Linked DNA regions of Homo sapiens: all the other regions are linked to region 1. A link is an interaction called in ENCODE POLR2A ChIA-PET data of the cell type or tissue named here. Cell type or tissue: Caco-2. All regions are shown on one strand.

Evidence for each region. Peaks named below come from ENCODE experiments on the same cell type or tissue, not always from the same donor. Only the 100,000 strongest peaks of a DNase experiment are listed, where the experiment ranks them.
Region 2: POLR2A ChIA-PET joins it to region 1 with 6 read pairs; 2 of 35 experiments call an interaction of 5 or more read pairs at or near these places.
Region 3: POLR2A ChIA-PET joins it to region 1 with 6 read pairs; 2 of 35 experiments call an interaction of 5 or more read pairs at or near these places.

Annotation. Positions count from the first base shown.
Region 1 is chr10:72,448,727-72,451,226 of GRCh38, reverse strand. All of the region lies in intron 8 of MICU1 (mitochondrial calcium uptake 1), which reads left to right. Among named protein-coding and RNA genes, the nearest start is that of DNAJB12, 95 kb to the right of the region's middle. In Caco-2, no CTCF peak of the experiment used is centred here; a DNase peak (open chromatin) is centred at 1,156.
Region 2 is chr10:72,709,587-72,712,086 of GRCh38, reverse strand. All of the region lies in intron 1 of MCU (mitochondrial calcium uniporter), which reads right to left. Among named protein-coding and RNA genes, the nearest start is that of MIR4676, 10 kb to the left of the region's middle. In Caco-2, no CTCF peak of the experiment used is centred here; no DNase peak of the experiment used is centred here.
Region 3 is chr10:72,941,594-72,944,093 of GRCh38, reverse strand. PLA2G12B (phospholipase A2 group XIIB) reads left to right here. Exons shown (of 4, transcript NM_032562.5): 2 at 1,354-1,442. LOC124902451 (a long non-coding RNA gene) reads right to left here and starts at 1,948. Exons shown (of 3, transcript XR_007062191.1): 1 at 1,463-1,948. In Caco-2, no CTCF peak of the experiment used is centred here; no DNase peak of the experiment used is centred here.

The DNA.
Region 1 (2,500 bases):
ATGGTGAAACCCCATTTCTACTAAAAATACAAAAATTAGCTGGGCATGGTGGCACATGCCCATAATCCCAGCTACTTGGGAGGCTGAGGCAGGAGAATCACTTGAACCAGAAAGGCGGAGGTTGCAGTGAGCTGAGATCATGACACTGTATTCCAGTCTGGCAACAGAGCAAGACTCTGTCTCAAAAAAAAAAAAAAAAAAAGATTTAAGGGACTGGGCGCAGTAGCTCACGCCTGTAATCCCAGCACTTTGGGAGGCCAAGGCAGGCAGATCACCTGAGGTCAGGAGTTCAAGACCAGCCTGGCCAACATGGTGAAATCCCATCTCTACAAAAATTAGCCAGATGTGGTGGTGCACAGCTGTAATCCCAGCTACTTGGGAGGCTGAAGCGGGAGAATCGCTTGAACCCGAGTGGTGGCGGTTGCAGTGAGCTGAGATTGCACCATTGCACTCCAGCCTGGATGAGAGAGTGAGATCCCATCTCAAAAAAAAAAAAAAAAGAATTAAAAAAATAAAGATTTAAGGAAGTATAATTTCAAACATGAGAATATTCTGCTAGCACCAGCAAGAGAAAGACCTGCAAGGCAGAAACAAAGCATGATCTGACTTTGTTTTAGTAAAGATTTAAGATTAGCAGTGAGAAAGCCATGCAACCACAGGCTTTGCAAGTTGTTAGAGTTAGTTCCCCGGAATGTGTATGAAGCAGAAAAGAACCTGTTTGGCACTGATACCTTCAGTCACCTCCATTCGCACAATCACTGTCAGAAACATCATCTCATCTGACCACCTGTCTCTGTCTCCACCACCATTCTTGTCTTTTGCTTGGGCTACTTCAGTTGCCGCCTAACTACGTGATTCATCTCATCAATCACTCTTAACTAAGAGCCTTTGCACCACTATTGATTTCCCTGGAGCTCTCTTCCTTCTCCTTCACCTAGTTACCTTGTTTTTATCGCTCAGAGCTCACTTAAACCTCACTCATATCTTTTCCTGCTTCACCACCTCTCCACCCCAAATTAGATCACATTTTTGTTACACATTTCCAAAGGACTCTGTACTTTTTTTTCAAATCACTTAATTACATAGTCATTTCATTGTTTGTTAAATACCTGTCTCTCTGCAAACACTCCCTGAGAACTTTCACGAGAGTGTTGGGCCCGCCATTATTTCCTTAGTGCTTCCCAGAGACAGAACACAAACCAGATTTTCAGGAAATAGTGTTGAATTAGTAAATATCAGATGTGGACGAAAGCCTGGCAAAGTACACATACATGTTGATGCCCACTCCCTCTCCAGCTCTCTGTGGCATCTATGGTCTAGTATATTAGGCACATTCTGGGGTATCAGCCCCGCTTTCAACAATTCTGTCTTCTCCAGGATTTTGCCCACTCCACTTCCCAAACATATGTGGGAACTCCTAAAAGCCATGTTTGTAAATGTGAAGTTCGATCTAGAGATAGACCAATATACTTAAGCATGAAACATTCCTCATTAGCTATTTTAAAAATGAAAAAGTACCACAAAATTGAGAAGTATCGTTTATGTTTCTTAAGTTGCTTTTAAAAAAAAACTAAAGAAAACCTTAATTAACTTGATGACCAGAAAGAAAAAAATAAAAAAACGCTTTACTGCTGCAGGATTTAAAACATAACCTGACTTAATGGTCTGTCTGTGGTACTCTAAGAAACTTACCAGGTGCAGTGGCTCATGCCTTTAATCCCAACACTTTGGGAGGCCAAGGTGGGAGGATTGCTTCAGCCTAGGAGGTCAAGACCAGCCTGGGCAACATAGTGAGACCCTGTCTTTACCAAAAAAAAATTTTTTTTTTTGAGACAGAGTCTTGCTCTGTCACCCAGGCCGGAGTGCAGTGGTGCAATCTAAGCTCAGTGCAGCCTCTGCCTCCTGGGTTCAAGCAATTATTGTACCTCAGCCTCCTGAGTGGCTGGGATTACAGGCACCTGCCACCATGCCTTGCTAATTTTTGTATTTTTGGTAGAGACAGGGTTTCACCATGTTGGCCACACTGGTCTCAAACTCCTGACCTCATGTGATCTGCCCGCCTCAGCCTCCCAAAGTGCTGGGATTTCAGGTATGAGTCACCATGCCCAGATTAAAAAATTTTTTAAATTAGCTGGTCATGGTGGCAAATGCCTGTAGTCCCAGCTCCCTGGAGGCTGAGGCAGGAAGATCGCTTGAGCCCAGGAGGTCGAGGCTACGTGAGCCATGATAACACCACTGCACTCCAGCCTGGGTGACGGAGTGAGACCCTATCTAAAACAACCAAAACAAAACGAACAAACAAAGCTTAATTGTCTAGCAAGGGACAGCTAAACTTATAATTAACCAATAGGTTACAGCACTGTAAAAGAAATCTTGCAAATTTTCTCCCTGGCTGTTTTTTACAATTGTTATCATTAAAGGACTTCATGGTTTTCCTGTTCTTAAGGGGGAAAATATTTTCTTTTTTTTTCCTTTATGAAAGGAGAATGACAGTGATACA
Region 2 (2,500 bases), 260 kb before region 1:
ACCAGAACCACATGTATCAACTAAATAAGTTTTTTTTTGTTTTTTGGGTTTTTTTTTTTAAGAAACACAGTCTTGGGCAGGGTGCGGTGGCTCATGCCTGTAATCCCAACACTTTGGGGGGCCAAGGCAGGCGGATCACGAGGTCAGGAGATCGAGACCATCCTGGCTAACACGGTGAAACCCTGTCTCTACTAAAAAATACAGAAAATTAGCTGGGAGTGGTGGTGGGCGCCTGTAGTCCCAGCTACTCGGGAGGCAGAGGCAGGAGAATGACGTGAACCCGGGAGATGGAGCTTACAGTGAATGGAGATTGTGCCACTGCACTCCAGCCTGGGGGACAGAGTGAGACTCTGTCTCAAAAAAAAAAAAAAAAAAAAAGAAACACAGTCTTGCTCTATCCCCAGGCTGGAGTGCAATGGCCCAATTATAGCTCAGTGTAACCTCAAACTACTGGCCTCAAGCAATCCTCCCACCTCAGCCTCCCAAAGTGCTGGTATTATAAGTATGAGCCACTGTGCTGGCCTAATTTTTTTTTTTTTAAGTATTAAGAGGGAAAAAAAAAAAAAGGCCAGGCGTAGTGGCTCATGCCTGTAATCACAGCACTTTGGAAGGCCGAGGCAGGCAGATCACTTGAGGTCAGGAGTTCAAGACTAGCCTGGCCAACATGGCAAAACCTCATGTCTACTGAAAATACAAAAATTAGTTGGGTGTGGTGGCACACGCCTATGGTCCCAGCTACTCAGGAGGCTGAGGCAGGAGAATCACTTGAACCCAGGAAGTGGAGATCGCAGCGAGCCGAGATCGCACCACTGCACTCCAGCCTGGTTGACAAAGGGAGACTCCATTCCAAAAAAAAAAAAAAAAAGATTTGCAGAAGGATACATACAGTGTAATACTTTTTTTTTTTTTGAGACAGAGTTTCGCTCTTGTTGCCAGGTAGAGTGCAATGGCATGATCTCGGCTCACTGCAACCTCTGCCTCCCAGGTTCAAGCAATTATCCTGCCTCAGCCTCCCAAGTAGCTGGGATTACAGGCGCCCACCACCATGCCCAGCTAATTTTTGTATTTTTAGTAGAGACAGGGGTTTCATGATGTTGGCCAGGCTGGTCTTGAACTCCTGATCTCAGGTGATCTACCTGCCTTGGCCTCCCAAAGCGCTGGGATTACAGGCATGAGCCACTGCGCCCGGCCAGTTTAATACCTTTTAAATAAGGTTTTAAAACATTCTTACAAAACTATATAAGATAGGTGTAGATAAAGGATAAACACACTCATGGGATGGTAAACATCAAATTTAAGAGAATGTTACTTTTGGGAGAGAGGTCTAAGGAATGGTACTTGGGGGCAGCAATTATAATCATAATGTTCAATTTCTCAAGCTAAAGGTTGTATATTATATTATTCTACTTTTTATAGACATGACATACTTCACAATTTAAAAATAAAAGATTTTTGTCCTTGTATGTCTGATTGAACATAATGTAATTTCCTTATAAAGGACCACTCCACCTCCACCAAAAAAAAAAAAAAAAAAAAAAAAAAACCTTAGGTGATGGAATGGCCTTTCCAAGTGAGCTCCTTTGACAGCATTCCCATCAGTAGTTTACCTTCTGCCTTTTCTTCCACTAGTGCTATGACTGTCTAATGCTGGCTGTGATGTGACCTTCGGATCCATAACTCAGGGTCTCAGATTGTCTCTACTTTTCATCTTACAAAGAACACCCATTTTAGGCAAGAAATCTATTATAGTTTCCTTTCATTTTCTACTTTCTCATGTTAAAAGCTCTAGAATCATTAAAAAGAAAGCCATTAACCAGGCGCTATAGCTCACACCTGTAATCTCAGCACTTTGGGAGGCTGAGGGGGGCAGATCACGAGGTCAGGAGATCAAGACCATCCTGGCCAACATGGTGAAACCCCATCTCTACTAAAAAGTACAAAAAATTAGCCGGGCATGGTGGCATGTGCCTGTAGTCCCAGCTACTCAGGAGGCTGAGGCAGGAGAATTGCTTGAACCAGGGAGGCAGAGGTTGCAGTGACCTGAGATCGCACCACTGCACTCCAGCCTGGGCGACAGATCGAGACTTCATCTCAAAAACAAAACAAAACAGAAAGCCATTATGTATTTAAAGTTCACCCAACTTTGTGGCAGTTGGCCACACTAAGAACTTGAATTCATTCTGAATCGAACACCAATGCAGGATGAGACATTAAACTTAAAGAAAGCACTGACTGGAGTTCAGCTGTCCATTAAGTAAATGAATATTCCAAAATTCTGTAATATGTTACACTAAAATCCTGTTTTACTATCTCAACTGTGCTTAGGCAGCATTTTAACGTTTAAGTCACAGCTGAAAATAAAAAGAAAACAAGATTTCATTTTCTTTGGGGTTAAAACAAGAAAATAAATAAACAAAACCAAACTATTGACATCTATATCTATATCTAGTCAGATACTCACACAAAGTATACCCTAGGGGTCCCCTCAAAAAAGAAAAAA
Region 3 (2,500 bases), 490 kb before region 1:
GAAAGAAGAAAAGCAGAAGAAGAAAAGGAGGAAGGAAGGAAAGAAGGTGGGAAGGAAGGAAGAAAGGAAGAAAGGAAGGAAGGAAGAAAGAAAAAGAAAGAAAGGAAGAAAGAAAAAGAAAGAAAGAAAAGAAAGAAAGAAACTGTCATATGCCTTACTCTAAGGATTAATTATTCTTAGCACATTTCCCCAGTCTTACACTAGGGTCTTGTATCTCCTAAAAAGAGGCAGATATGTGGTGAAGGAGCATAGGCTTTGGAGACAAACAGGAAATCTGACTTTATATCCTATTTCCCCCACTTTCTCTATGATGGTAGGCAAGTCATGCGACCTCTTAGCCCGAGTTTCTTATCTGGATAATGGGATAAAATACCCACTGCAGATGGCTGTCCTGAGGTCATCTCAGGTCAAGGTTATCTTTACCTGTGAGCACTGCCATTGATACAACTGATAAAGCTTCTCTCTACACATTTGAAAGATCTTAAAAAACAGAAATTCAAAGCTGTTCAGATCATTTCTGCTTAGTTCTATGAAAGAAATGCCTAAGATATCACATCAGGGTAATTTCTTTGCTCTTTACTCAATAATACTCTGTCTACGTTTATGGAATCTTGCTTGAATTTCCTGCAAGTTAAACCCTTTTGTGGTGCTGCTACAATTCGGATTCCTTAAGTGTACGATCAAGTTGTGTTCTGCTTGTTCTTTGAGTGGTGTGTGGTCTTGCAGTGAAGGAATGAGGAACCTTGAGTTTTAGTTGGGTTTTGCCATGGCCCTTATCTTCAATGTTATGCACTTAAAAAACATTAGAAATGTCAGTAAATAAGTGCTTATTGGGTGTGGTGGCTCACGCCTGTAATCCCAGCACTTTGGGAGGCCAAGGCGGGTGGATCACTTGAGGTCAGGAGTTCGAGACCAACCTAGCCAACATGGTGAAACCCTGTCTCTACTAAAAATACAAAAATTAGCTGGGCGTGGTGACACATGCCTGTAATCCCAGCTACTCGGGAGGCTGAGGCAGGAGAATTGCTTGAACCCAGGAGGTGGAGGTTGCAGTGAGCCAAGATCACACCACTGCACTCCAGCCTGGGCAACAGAGAGGGACCCTGTCTCAAAAAAAAAAAAAAAGTGCTCATGAAATTTTTTGAGATTAGGGGAAAAAGTCAAAGTGGTTTGAAAGTCATTATTCTTCTGTGACATCATCATCATCATCATCACCTGATTTGGATGTGAGGAACAGTGACTTTTAAAGAAAAAGTGAAATATGCTTTTAGAAAATTTTCATTTGATGAATGTTCCCAAATGCTTGATTTCTAAATATTTCTTCTTGCTTCTTTCCTTTCTTCCTCCTGCAAGGAAAGGCACCAATGCCCAGACCTGGCTACAAGCCCCAAGAGCCCAATGGCTGCGGCTCCTATTTCCTGGGTCTCAAGGTACCAGAAAGTGTATGTACTGCCAGCATTACCTTCTTGGTTGGTTGGTTTTGACTGAGAGCAATCCTAGAGTTATCCTTGATGGAAGTGATTATTTCTGGAAAAAAGTTGAAGAATACAATTAAGTATTTTAAATTGGATATGAGGGAGAGAATTTTTAAAGAAGATATCTGATTTCCTTTTCTCAGGGACAGCTGTCCCTCAGATAAGCCCTTGGTAGTGGATCAGAACTTTGAAATCACCACTGAAAATGTCAGCTGAGGCTTAGGGCATCATGACATAACTTAATTTGAGATAGATCTGACAGGTTTGACTTATTGAAATTAGTGAACCATTCCAGTGATGTGCTAGAGCCAGCTGGTGCTGGCCAGTGAGAGCTGATTGTTACATATTGTCATGACTTTTGCAAGCAGCTGACTTCATGTTAGTAGTGCCAAATTGGCTATGTTTGGAGAGCTGACATCATAGAAATCTGCACACACACACACACACACACACACACACACACACACACCCGACGCCCTGCTAATTTTTGTATTTTTAGTAGAAATGGGGTTTCACCATGTTGGCCAGAGTGGTCTCGAACTCCTGACCTCAAGTGATCCACCCACCTTGGCCTCCCAAAGTGCTGGGATTACAGTCGTGAGCCACCGTACCCAGACACGTGGCATTTTATGAACTTAGTGACACAGTTTATGCCACTACATTTACAGTTGTTTATAGGATGCTTAGTAATGATGGGTGTGTGTGAGATGTTGTGGTTTGACCACAGTCCTCTTGTGATCAGGAGCTGTGTGTTCTATACCCACTCTACTTTCCAACACACACACCCACACACACACACACACACGCACACCCTTAAAATAGTGCTGTCTGGGATGCTGGTGATCTTTTGATGAACGGAGGCTGAATTTTTTTTTATACTTCTTAGCCGTAGAATCCTTTGCTCACACAAAATCTCATATGGGACTGTTAAGTGTTAATTAAATTTAGAAGCCCTATGGTTCTGCTCTCTTGACTACCCTTCTGGTCTCTATTTTCATTACTGTAAGCTGCCTCTGAATTTTAAA